4 separate regions of the Homo sapiens genome follow, and regions 2, 3 and 4 are each linked to region 1. Evidence: chromatin contacts called from ENCODE Hi-C or POLR2A ChIA-PET data. All regions are on one chromosome and are shown on one strand. Each heading gives the region's core, a stretch centred on a gene start or an enhancer-like site at or near the end of the contact. The rest is flanking DNA. Distances are from core to core; before and after follow the strand shown. Region 1 overlaps LOC124901379 (a long non-coding RNA gene). Region 2 holds the start of LINC02541 (long intergenic non-protein coding RNA 2541). Region 3 has its middle 41 kb from the start of LINC02541. Region 4 has its middle 25 kb from the start of LINC02518.

The links. Hi-C counts contacts between places; a loop is a spot of excess contacts on that map. ChIA-PET counts read pairs that join two places held with the same protein, here RNA polymerase II (POLR2A). Pooled maps may share reads with other maps.
Region 2: a loop to region 1 is called in a map of chondrocyte, with 2.3 times the contacts of the local background. The contact joins the promoter of LINC02541 here to the enhancer-like site in region 1. A Hi-C loop is called at or near these places in 2 of 168 maps with a recorded cell type or tissue (cardiac septum and chondrocyte) and 2 of 50 pooled maps. POLR2A ChIA-PET finds 5 or more read pairs at or near these places in 5 of 52 experiments (BJ, GM12878, Panc1 and 1 more).
Region 3: a loop to region 1 is called in a map of IMR-90, with 2.2 times the contacts of the local background. The contact joins two enhancer-like sites. A Hi-C loop is called at or near these places in 1 of 168 maps with a recorded cell type or tissue (IMR-90) and 2 of 50 pooled maps. POLR2A ChIA-PET finds 5 or more read pairs at or near these places in 4 of 52 experiments (OCI-LY7, T-cell, WTC11 and 1 more).
Region 4: a map of sigmoid colon shows a loop between it and region 1 (2.0-fold over the local background). The contact joins two enhancer-like sites. A Hi-C loop is called at or near these places in 1 of 168 maps with a recorded cell type or tissue (sigmoid colon). POLR2A ChIA-PET finds 5 or more read pairs at or near these places in 2 of 52 experiments (BJ and T-cell).

The regions. Positions count from the first base shown.
Region 1 is chr6:113,563,152-113,566,297 of GRCh38, reverse strand. All of the region lies in intron 1 of LOC124901379 (a long non-coding RNA gene), which reads left to right. Among named protein-coding and RNA genes, the nearest start is that of LINC02541, 85 kb to the left of the region's middle. RefSeq lists enhancers at 690-1,453, 1,454-2,218. Within about 2 kb of position 1,502, at least 20 of the 41 ENCODE cell types and tissues checked have a DNase peak (open chromatin) inside an H3K27ac peak, as active enhancers do.
Region 2 is chr6:113,648,559-113,651,557 of GRCh38, reverse strand. LINC02541 (long intergenic non-protein coding RNA 2541) reads left to right here and starts at 1,483. Exons shown (of 3, transcript NR_125844.1): 1 at 1,483-1,543.
Region 3 is chr6:113,689,559-113,692,436 of GRCh38, reverse strand. No RefSeq gene overlaps it. Among named protein-coding and RNA genes, the nearest start is that of LINC02541, 41 kb to the right of the region's middle. Within about 2 kb of position 1,601, at least 2 of the 41 ENCODE cell types and tissues checked have a DNase peak (open chromatin) inside an H3K27ac peak, as active enhancers do.
Region 4 is chr6:113,457,146-113,459,968 of GRCh38, reverse strand. No RefSeq gene overlaps it. Among named protein-coding and RNA genes, the nearest start is that of LINC02518, 25 kb to the right of the region's middle. Within about 2 kb of position 1,473, at least 3 of the 41 ENCODE cell types and tissues checked have a DNase peak (open chromatin) inside an H3K27ac peak, as active enhancers do.

The sequences.
Region 1 (3,146 bases), core at 253-2,752:
AGCAAAAATGAATGGAGATCTAAATATTGCTTTTATTGTTGATAACATAGCATTCGAAGATGTTTAGTGTGGGTGAAAAAGGACCCGAACACTGAAAACCAGAGTAGACAGAATCTCCACCTTGGGCCAGGTGCCCACATGGGGCGCCACATCTAAGCAGGAGAAAAAGTGGACTCTCTGAAAGTCGCCAGGACCCATGAAGAAGAAGGGGAAGACAGAGAAGAGCATGCCCAGCCATTCTTCTCAAATTTACCCATTAATGCAAGTCATGGAGTAAAAAATGGAATAGAACGAGACGCTTCATGGGAAAGTAACATCTGTGTGAGGAAGAATGACAATGGAATAGACCTCAAAGGATAAGAATGGTGAAAAAGTCAGGACTGATACAATCACAGTTCAATCTATGTACATTAAAATAAACACATGTAAAAGACAAATGTAGAATATTTTTCAGGAATATCCATCTAAGGAAATGTATGAAAGGTAGATTTGAAAGGCAGAGATTACATTTTAGGGATGTCTATGTCTATGGGGAATTAATACTAAATGTTTTAAAAAATAAAATGGGAGATTTGCACAGATAAAGGAAGATAGAATGACCTGAGGTGAGGCATATGAACAACTTTCTGGGGTTAAAAAGAAAACATTAAAAACGCAGATATGACATGGCATATTATTATTGCTTGCATTTGTATTTGTATATATAACTATCCCACAAAAATCCAACAGCAACAACAAGAAAAAATAGTTATTGAATGACTGCACGGATGGTCTCGGAGTTCAAAGATGGACAAGATATTGAGCCTTCTCCAGAGCTTAGAGTCTTTTGGCGACAGCTTTCGTTTGTACAGAACGTTTTTAGGTCTTATGAGAGTTCATCATTAATCAGGAGACATAACATCAGTGGGAGAGAAGAGAACACAAACCCGAAATCACGCTGATGTTATGGGCGACCTTTTAACTTCAAGGCTGTGCTTTTCACATCCGGAGTGTGCTCCTTAACCAGTTATCTTCTATTCACATTTCTCACTAGTGATGGAGACACGTTGCTAACTCAGTTCATCTTGTTTCTTTCCCAGAATCTAAAGGGAGAAACACAATCGTTTTCCTATTCTTGTTACATAACTATCTTATGAGAAATCTGCTAGCAAAACGCCCCGGCTCGGCCCTGGATGAGGGGCCAGGCCCAGGAGGCGTGGAAGAAGAGAACTGCCAGCACCGGACGGGGTCCTCCCTGGCTCAAGGAGAGGCAACTCCTGTTTGGACCGTGCGCACAGCGCAGGGCTGCTGAGCGGCACTGACTAGAAGGGACTTGGAAAGAACCGCTCAGCCCCACAGGCGACAGATGGTGTTTCTTCTGCATTTGTGTGGAGGGGGTGGGGGAGTGTTGGTAACAATAAGCAGCAGTAGCCACTTGACAGGCTCCCTGCTGCCAAGAATTTGCATGACGAGCGCTTGCTGCCATCTGGAGAACTTCAGCTCATTGAGGAAGAATCGGTGTTTCAGCTTCCATGCTCTGTGGGCCCCAGTCCATGCTGAGGATATCCTCTCCCAGGGGAAGAAGAGCGCAAAAGGGAAACCAATCAGATGAACCTGGCTTGGGGGAGGTCCAAGTCCACTGCACCATCCCTTAGGCAAAGTCAGGGTGAGCTGGCCATGCTGGCCTAATCCCGAGGACGTGTGGACAGATCTGGCACTTCAGAGTGGATTAGGTCAATGGAGCCCAGCACCTTTTGAACATGAGTCTGTTTACACAGCAGTAGTCGATAGAGGAAATGTGGACCCGAGGAGAAAACTCAAACAAGTACCCTGTTTCCCATGGCCTCCAGAGGAGAGTTCAGTGAGGCAAAAGGCTGACCATACACCCCGGGGATTCCAGGATTCCGTTCACAGACCACAGTGCTGTGCATTACAAACACATGTGTGGGCCATTTAATTAAACACATAACAGGCTTCCAGCTGCTAAGATTTTGTGTGTTTAAAGCAAGATGTATTTTCAAAGTGCAAAAAAAAAAATCACTTAAATCTTAAGTTTTACTTTTAAAGTATTTCCTTCCTTTCTTGTTAACTATCTGGGAAATTTGTTACTTTTTTTCTCGTATATATATGTAAATATATATGTATATATAAATATATGTATATATAAAAATATATATACATGTATATATAAAAATATATATATACATGTAATATATACATGTATATATAAAAATTATATATATACATGTATATATAAAAATATATATATATATATATTTTTTAGCCAGGCTCAGTGGCTGTAATCTCAGCACTTTGGGAGGCTGAGGTGGAGAACTGTTTGAGGCCACGAGTTTCAGACTGGCCTGGGCAACATGGCAAGACATTGTCTCTAAAAATTTTTTTTAAAAAATTAGCTAAGCATGGTGGTGAGCACCTTCAGTACCAGCTACTCGGAGGCTGAGGTGTGAGGATCACTTGAGCCCAGGAGGTTGAGGCTGCAGTGAGCCATGATCACACCACTGCACTCCAGCCTGGGGGACTGAGTGAGACCCTGTCTCAAAAACAAACAAAAGAATTTTTTTTTTTCTAAAATGTCTCTAATTGGTATTTAAATTTTACTGGATCAAATGATATTTTAAATATAACATCAGGAGATTATATCCTATAGTTAAAAACAAGTTACCAGTAGCAGTTAAAAGGTCTGTATTTAATACACATAACCACAAAGCTTGATAAACGCTCTGTCTTGCCAGAATTTCCAGTGTCAAACTGCATGAACAGTGTTCCTCATAGGAGAAAAGACATGTGCTCAAATATATTAATTATGGATTAATCAAATAAGTGAGAGTAAGACCACATTTACTATTGATGCTCTGTGAGATTTTTGAAGGCGGAAACTATTATTAATATATCTATCTTCATTACCCCAGCAGGTAGCACAATTCCTGCCATGGGGTAGGAGTCTGTGTTTGTTTCAGCATTGGGAGTTACAAGGAACAGAATATTGGTAAAGTTAAACCAAAAGAGAGATTTATGGGAAAGTTGCTTCTCTCTCCTATGGACTAAGAGGTGAACAGCCAACACTAGAAAGGAAGTGCCAGTCTCACAAACTGCAGGAATGGGTGGTCTTTAGTCTCCACAACTTGATGATAAATGTGCTGACATTC
Region 2 (2,999 bases), core at 234-2,733, 85 kb before region 1:
AAAGTGCTAGGATTACAGGCATGAGCCACCACACCCGGCCAAAATACCAAATTAAAATTTTAAAAACAAGGTAACAATGGAAGTGTTAGTCCATTTCAGGGGCTGATGCGCAAGTTAATTCTTGCCCTCTCCTCTTCTCTGTGGCTCTCCTCAGCTGGCTAGTGGCGGAGGCAGCTGTGTTATTTATATTCTGTGGCTGTCAGAGGCCTGCTCCGTGCTCCTCAACCCATGTGGTACCCCGATGACTTGGCCACAGTCCAGTTGTCACAGGATTCCACAGCAGCCTGATCCTTCTTGCACCAGTGGCAGGCCAGCCTGGGCTCCTTTGCCCCTCCACTTTGCCTGTGTGTACCTCAGATGTGCAGAAGCAGAACCTATTTTTCTATCTTGTATTTTAAGCTCTAACTCTAAACTACTACACAGCTCAAGACTAAGTAGGGCATTGTTAAATTCTGGATAGTGGTCTACAGATTTTGAGTGGCATTTAAAAAATACACTTTTAGCCCTAAATCTTGAAGTATCTCTGTCAGTCTGGGTCCTCTAAAAAGGACCCAGTCAAAATGGGATTAGATGAGCAAGAGATTTATTAGGAAAAACGGGCAGGGAGCATGAGGTGTCGGGGATGGCCTTCAGCCCCTGATGCGGGTCTGAGAAAGGAGAGCAAGAAGGAAGGACGGAGTTGGGAGGAGCCTCAGACCACAGTGCAGCTCTAAGAATGTCTCTGCCAGGCCAGTGAGGATCCCCCGGCTCCAAGACCTGAAGCTTCTCATTAGAGGAGTTCTGTGTCAGGCAGAGGTGGCCTGGTCCTATTATCCCCACTGCACTATGCCATTATCTGGGAGCAGCCCGTGGAAAGTAGCATCTGGTTTGAACGCTGCAACCAGCTTAAAGGTGGGGCATCAGAAGGCTGTTAGTCAGCTCTCTTCTCTGCTGCGGGTCCTCTGGAAGGAAGATTTGAATGGGGCACCTCCATGGTCACCACAGTACCCACAGGTGTACCCTTATATCCTAGGACCCTTGGCCTCACTCCGTCTGTTCTACTCCCCTCTCTAGACCAACTCATGGCAACGTGTAAAAGGAGGTGACTCATTCCCTTCCTAGGTTCTCAGTCCCCACAGAGAAAGTTTGGATAGGGAAGTTACACCTCTGGAGGCTCACCTTTGTTTGCCGCTATTTCCTAGCCAATAAAACCATTGCTTATTAAATCCTAATTCCACAGACATTTCAGTGCTGAAATTCCCTGCACTGAGTTAAATACAGAGGACGCAAGATAAATAAGAAACGTAAATGGGCTCATATCCTATAGAGGGTTATGTACACTTTAGCAGAAATTTTAATAATTTGATAAGAAGAGAAATAGACTGGATCAGAAGAGGACTCTCCTGACCAGCCTGGGAAAAGTCTGAGCAGAGTCTGCAGGGGCAAATACAACTTACTCAGACAAAAAAGGCTGTCAGCAGCAAGTCTAGGCAGAAGCCAGGAGGAGTTAGGAACAGACTATAAGAAATGGTTGGTCTGGAGGAAAAAGGGTAAAACTTATGAGGTAAGCAGTATACAAATTTATGCTTGCAAATTTCTTTTTTCTTTTTCCTTCCTATTCAAAGGTCAATGCTTCGAAACTTGTACTTAGTTTTGTCAATAGTGTCTCATGTGCATTTTCTGAGTGTGAAGAGGATTTGGGTAGGCAAGACTAGAGAACAGCAGGAAGTCATTGCCTATTAAATTTTTATTTCCAGCCATTCACTGATGTATTGGTAAGAGGACAGGAGTCCTGGGGAAAGACTGCCTCATTTACACTCCAAAGACTTGGGTTCTGATCTCCATGTCGTGGCTTATCATAGTGTAAGCCAGTTATGTACCTCTAGAAATGGAAGTTTCTGCTGTTTATAAACTGGAAATAATGATACATGTCCTGACTCCTATTGGGTTGTTGCAAAGGAATCAATTGAAATAAGACAAGACTTTCTGAAGGCACTTTGCCAACTTTCAGAACTGTAAAGATTAAGGGACTGCTACTATGTGCTGCTCAGGAAATAACAGGCACCTGGGAAAACCCACGAAGTAAGGTTTTGTAAGAAGTTGCTCTGCTCCCTGGGAGAAAACGCGGAGCTCAACACTGCCAAGAGGAACAAGTCTGGGAAATTACGACATGAGGTAAAGCAAATAGGGCTTTTCGTTTTGTTTTTGGATACCACAATTTCTTACATGTCGTTCTTATTGTTTACCCTTCCTCACCATTGGTGGTTTTGAAATGAAAGGAAATTGGGTTAGAGAGTATTAATAAAGCAAGGGAGATGGCTAAAATTTACTTGATGTAAAAATAAACCGAACCACTTTAGTGTGGGGAGAATCAAATACTACACATTCATTATGTGGAAAACAAATTCATCTTTGTGGTGAATCAGAAAACTTTTCTACTTTCATGGAACACTATCGGCTCCCCATCCTCTCACACTCCCTGGGAGAAATAGTAGTACATGATCAGATAAATATAACTTGCCCTAATGCTTCTCTGCTGAAAGATTTTAAAAAATCCCTCTCTTATTAGCTTTACTTTGTTGATGGTTTGCTGGACTCGCTATGAGAAGACCACTGAGAATATTATCAATCTACTCAATACTGATGAGAACCAGAGGCCACAGGCATTCTTATCAACATGTGTGTAAGGTCATGGAAAGTCTCCATGTCAACAGTCCTGCTAAAGTGGCCACTCCTGGAGTAGCAGTAATCTCCTAAATTGTCTATTCTCTAAGCATTTTTTAATAGAGAAATCAGCAGGAATATTTATATGAGTTCACCCAACTGGTTGATGCATACAAGGAAATTGCTGATAGCAATGTTAATTACTTTTTCTTGAATACTCATTCACAGGACAGGTTGATCTTTGCCATTTTACACAAACAAAAAATGAAATGACATCTTTTAGCCTATCATATAGGCTGTAAAAGATATTTTGGAAAATAATTTTCAAAAAAAGTGGGTGGACGACACTAGGGATT
Region 3 (2,878 bases), core at 352-2,851, 130 kb before region 1:
CTCAGCCCTCAGCCTCCCAAGTAGCTGAGACTATAGACGTATGCCACCACACCTGCCCGCCTTCCCCTGCTTTTAGAACCTGGGAGGTAGGTGCCCCAAATGGAAAGAGCTTGGACTTTGGAGTCACTGAAAACTTGATTTGAATTTCGGTTCTACCAGAACAAGCTGTGTGAATTTGGGCAAGTTATTTACCTTCTTTGACCCTCAGTCTCCTTATCTGCAAAAGAGGGGTAATAATGCCTATCTCACAGGGCAATTGAGAAGAGTGATATAAAAAATGACCAATACACACTAAGAACTCAGAAATGGCAGCTACAGCCAGGTGCAGTGGCTCCCAGCCTGTAATTCTAGTACTTTGGGAGGCTTAGGTGGGCAGATCACTTGAGGCCAGGAGTTCGAGGCCAGCCTGGCCAACATGGTGAAACCCTGTCTCTACAAAAAATACAAAAAAATTAGCCAGATGTAGCGGTGTGTGCCTGTGGTCCCAGCTATTTGGGAGGCTGAGGTCGGAGGATCTCTTGAGCCCAGGAGGTGGAGGTTGCAGTGGGCCATGTGCATACCTCTGCACTCCGTCCTAGGTAATAGAGTGAGACCCTGTCTTCAAACAAACAAACAAACAAAGAAAAGACTACTACTATTCTAAATATATTCTGCATTTTCTTTTTGAAACGTGTTTTTTATTTTTATTTTAAAACTTGCTATAGAGATGGAGTCTTGCTATATTGCCCAGGCTGGCCCTGAATTCCTGGCCTCGAGTGATCCTTCCTCTTCTACCTCCCAAAGTGCTGGGATTACAGTCATGAAACCTGCACCCTGGCTTAAATTTCCTGTAGACAGCCTGTTCCTGACATATTTCTCTTAATCTTCCAGATAAAGGCTGTGCTTCTTCCGTATCTCTTTGCTTACTCACCATGCTCACCTGTACTTCCCGCCTCCATTCCTGATTCGAATGTCTTTCTTATTCCTCCTGTGGGAACTCTACCTCACCTTCAGATTTTTACTTCATCTCTGGACTTCCCTGAAGACATCACGTGACACTTATATCAGCATTCTCTGAATTGTTGCTGTACCTCTTGTATAAATCATTTATTGAGCATTATCTTACATTGTTGTTTTCAAATTATCTTATATTATTCTTATGAAACAAGATGTAGGCTCCATTTGGGCAAGGACAACACTTTGAGAGCATAATGGGTGCCTGACAAATATTTATTAATTGTATAATTTAATGAATTAAAGCATATAAAAATATTAGTCAAGCACACATTATTCTCTCGAGAGTAATTAATATAAATTTATTAATTTACTAATTGATGATTCCATTTACAGCTGTGTGTGTCTTTGAGTAACAGTGACATTGTGCTGACTCTGTCTTTTCACTAATCCAGGTTTTGTCAATTAAAAAAATCACTTTTTACAACTAACATATGTCCATCAGTTGCACTCACGGTTACCTAGTATCATTGGTTCGTCTTTGTCAAAAGATACAGATTCACTATTTAAGTCAATATCAGGAGAAGCAGTTTCAATTAGGCAGAGGTTTCAAAGCCAGCTGGATGCCAGGTACCATGACATCATTCAGGCTGCTCTGTGGTTTTTATGATTCAGATGTTTAAGTAATTGAAATAACTGGATTGTCACATGGTTGGTTTTGTTATTTAAACTGTATTATTGTTTGACTTGTAGAGACAGTATACTCCCTCAACTGTTTTACTTCTGGAATTGATATTGTGTAAAGAATGAATTGATATTCTAATAAATTGAACTGGGCTAAATATACTGGGTCTGTTAACAGACATAAATTTCTCAAAATTGTAGATCTTCCATATGATACTGTTGTTTAGCTAGCCATCATACATTTCTTAAAACTTTTAATAAGACTTGCTTCCCTTTTTACGGAAACTGGGGACATTTTAGCCTATTCATACAATATTTTTTAAATGCCAAGAAAATTTTCAGTCTTCCCAGACAGCACAATTTGTATAGTCATAAAAAGATTCCATTTTGGCTACAAAATTTTGGTTACAATAACAGGAGGTGGTTTTCTTCAACTCAGTCTGTTTTTTTTTTTTTTTTTTTGAGGCAGAGTTTCACTCTTGTTGCCCAAACTGGAGTGCAATGTTGTGACCTCGGCTCACCACAACCTCCACCTCCTGGTTCAAGCGATTCTCCTGCCTCAGCCTCCGGAGTAGCTGGGATAACAGGCATGCACCACCACACCCGGCTAATTTTGTATTTTTAGTACAGATGGGGTTTCTCCATGTTGGTCACGCTGGTCTTGAACTCCCGACCTCAGGTGTTCAGCCACCTCGGCTTCCCAAAGTGCTGGGATTACAGGCATGAGCCACCGCACACGGCAACTCAGTCTGTTTTTAAGTATGCCCTTGAAGGGAGTTTGTTGTTTTTTTTCCCCCAAGTTTTGATGTTCTTTTGATTGATGTATTTTCAGAAATCACAAATAAATTAGTTCCCAGAGGTTGAGAGAACCCCTATTAGCAGCATTCAGAGAATGCATGTCTTGCTTTCCACATGCCAGTGCTGTGGCAGGTGGATGTTTGAGTCACCAGGTGACCTCTTTGGAGCCAGCACCTCCTAGCTGTAGATCTTAGTACACTCTTTTTTCTTTCTTTTCTTTTGTTTTTTGAGATAGAGTCTTGCTCTGTTGCCCAGGCTGGAGTGCAGTGGCTCGAGCTTGGCTCACTGCAACCTCTGCTTCCTGGGTTCAAGTGATTCTCCTGCCTCAGCCTCCAGAGTAGCTGGGATTACAGGCGCACGCCACCACACCCGGCTAATTTGTTTTGTATTTTTAGTAGAGACGGGGTTTTGCCATGTTGGCCAGGCTGGTCTCAAACTCCTGACCTCAGGTGATCCGCTCGCC
Region 4 (2,823 bases), core at 224-2,723, 110 kb after region 1:
TTTAAGATGGGGATAGGATAAAAGTATTTCCCCCTAACATTAAAGCAATGCAAGGGAATTTCAGAAAACCTTCATTCTACAATCCCTGGGTCAGTGACCTCATCTCCTACCATGGAGGAGGACTCTTAGCTTTTGTAAGACTCATCTTAAATAATTAAGTAGTCTTTGTTTGATTACATTTTTGTGATGAGAAAGAAAGTTTTTACCTTTGATTGTGCCTTTTAAAAGCTCATCTGTTCAGCTAAATGGTTATTAATTATTAGTCTTTACGCTTGTTAATTATATCGGTTATTGGTGGTTATTATATTGTCTTAGTTTTTCTCATCCTCTTCCTCCTTTCTTATAGCCAAACCAAGAATTAACATTATCCTGGCATTTATGAGAAATATATAACTGGCAGTCCTCAGACTATATTAGGCAGCTATGGTCTCTTACGACATATTTCATGGATTTTAGACAAATAGATAAAGAAGAGTAAATTTTCTATTTTTGAAGTCCAAAACTTTAATTAGACGCTACAATCACCTTTTTAAGTTTAATTTTTTTTGGGGGGGGGGTTGGGGGAAAAAAACAAAAACTCACAAATAAATCTGTCTCTTTGACTTAACACCTTGGATTATTATTATTATTTTATTTTCATTTTTTGAGATGGAGTCTGGCTCTGTCACCCAGGCTGTAGTGCAGTGGTGTGATCTCAGTTCACTGCAACCTCCGCTTCCTGGGTTCAAGCAATTCTTCTGCCTCGGCCTCCCAAGTAGCTGGGATTACAGGCCCCCAGCACCACATTCACCCAATTTTTGTATTTTTAGTAGAGACGGGCTTTCACCATGTTGGCTAGGCTGGTCTTAAACTCTTGACCTTAAGTGATCTGCCCACCTTGGCCTCTCAAAGTGCTGGGATTACAGGCATGAGCCACTGTGCCTGGCCCACCCTGGATTATATTTTAACAATCCAAAAGTTTTCTCATATTTGACCCATGACCTGATTGAGCTATTTTTAAACAACTAGACATCTTTATTTCTGAATCTTTTTTTTTTTTTTTTTTAAAAAAGGTCAATTTTAATGGCTGTGTGTAAATGGACTAAAGCAGGGTTCACAAACTACAGTTCATTGGCCCAGTCTGGCATGCGTCTTGTTTGTGTTTGGTCTAAAAATTAAAAATAGCTTTTATCTTTTAAAGCATTCTAAGAAAAACAAGCAAACAAAGAACAATTGGCTACAGAGATTGTATGTAGTCCACACAGCCTAAAATATTTGCTCTCTGGCTTTTGACAGGAAAAGATTGCTGCCTCCTGAGCTGAGGGATTGATTACATATTATATTTTCTGTTAATTCCTCTTAATGCACTCTCTTCTCCCTGCCCCTGTCCAACTACCCACATCCTTTCCAGGTCTCATTGCTGTCTGATGATCCAGCCCCTTCCTGAACTACGGCTTGTGTTAACAAATAAACAAACACAATATATCACTACCCATAGAGAAAATCTGTGGTTTTCCTGGTTGTTTCATGGCTTATTACAGTAGCTTTTCAAATTCAATCTCTAACCTTTATGCTAATTAGAATTAACCTATCTTGAACTTGAATGGAATCTTGCTCTCTGGAGCCATAATTAATGCACAATGTTATTCAAGAATAATTCTCATTAGTGTGTGGTAAAGAAAAGCAAGAATACTGAAGTTTGAAATACTAGTTAGTCCTCAAAATACATAAACATGTGCTGGGAAGAAATCCTTCCATAGTGAGGAAGAAGACAAGACAGAAGCTCAGGAATTAACCGGTTATAGAAAAAGACTTTCGCTTTTAAAATGGAGATAAAGAAGGGTAATTCAGAGTGTTGGAATACTGTAATCTGCTATGTGTTTATTTTTTCCTTAAGTGGAAATGGACATGTGAATAACACAATTATCTTCCTGCAGGAAAACAGAAAACCAAGACCCAATTACTCTCTCTCTCTCTTTTTCTTTGTGACCAGTGGTAATTTACCCCTTACAGTCCAGAACATGGGCTCCTGCTGACACTCTGGCCCCAGATATCTGACCTTTGTTTGTATCATTTCATGCAGGAAAATTCCTTCGTTAACTGAAGAAAGGCAAACAGTCTAGTGCAAAGCAAACGCACCAATTAAAGATGGTATGATCTAGAGCAAGCCCAAGTTGTAACAAGTAAAAAAAAAAATAGGTCAGATTAATATTTTAAACTGTTATCAGACTCCTGCATGTCTGTGAGAGGCTTTCTTTTGAGTTTTTCTCTTGACATTTTCTGAGAATTTCCTTGGTTATTTTCAAAAACTAAAAATACTTGTATGAATGTAAACGATTAAGTAATAGGTTTTATTTATGAATGGGTTACATCTCAGTTCATTGCTTTTGCAATGCTGCTAACTGCCCAATTATGTTTCATTTTGACATCAGTCTTAATGTAGAAAATGAAGAAACAAAGAATGCAAGTAAAGTTTTTACATAGACAGGCAGAGTTTGGGCAGGTCCCTTAAAAATTCTCTTAGGACTTTGTGCAAATGTCCAGCCAACCACAAAGCCATTCCCGGAATATTTCCTCTTGTCCAGCTCTAGAGGATTCTTGGTTGTCACGTGGTCTTGGAGAAATGCACGGCCATGTTTCCTTACTAAGAGGCCCCTTTCCATGATGCTGGTTGTAGCCCTCCACTGACCTTTTGTGGCGGTGACACCCACTTCCTGGCTGCCAGCTAACATCATCCTCCATCCTTCTTTTAAGAAAACAAATCTCAGGGAATGGATAACCAACCAAAGGAAGTCAGGAAGAAAGCAGAAGATTGTAACAAAATAAAAACATAAATCAACCTTG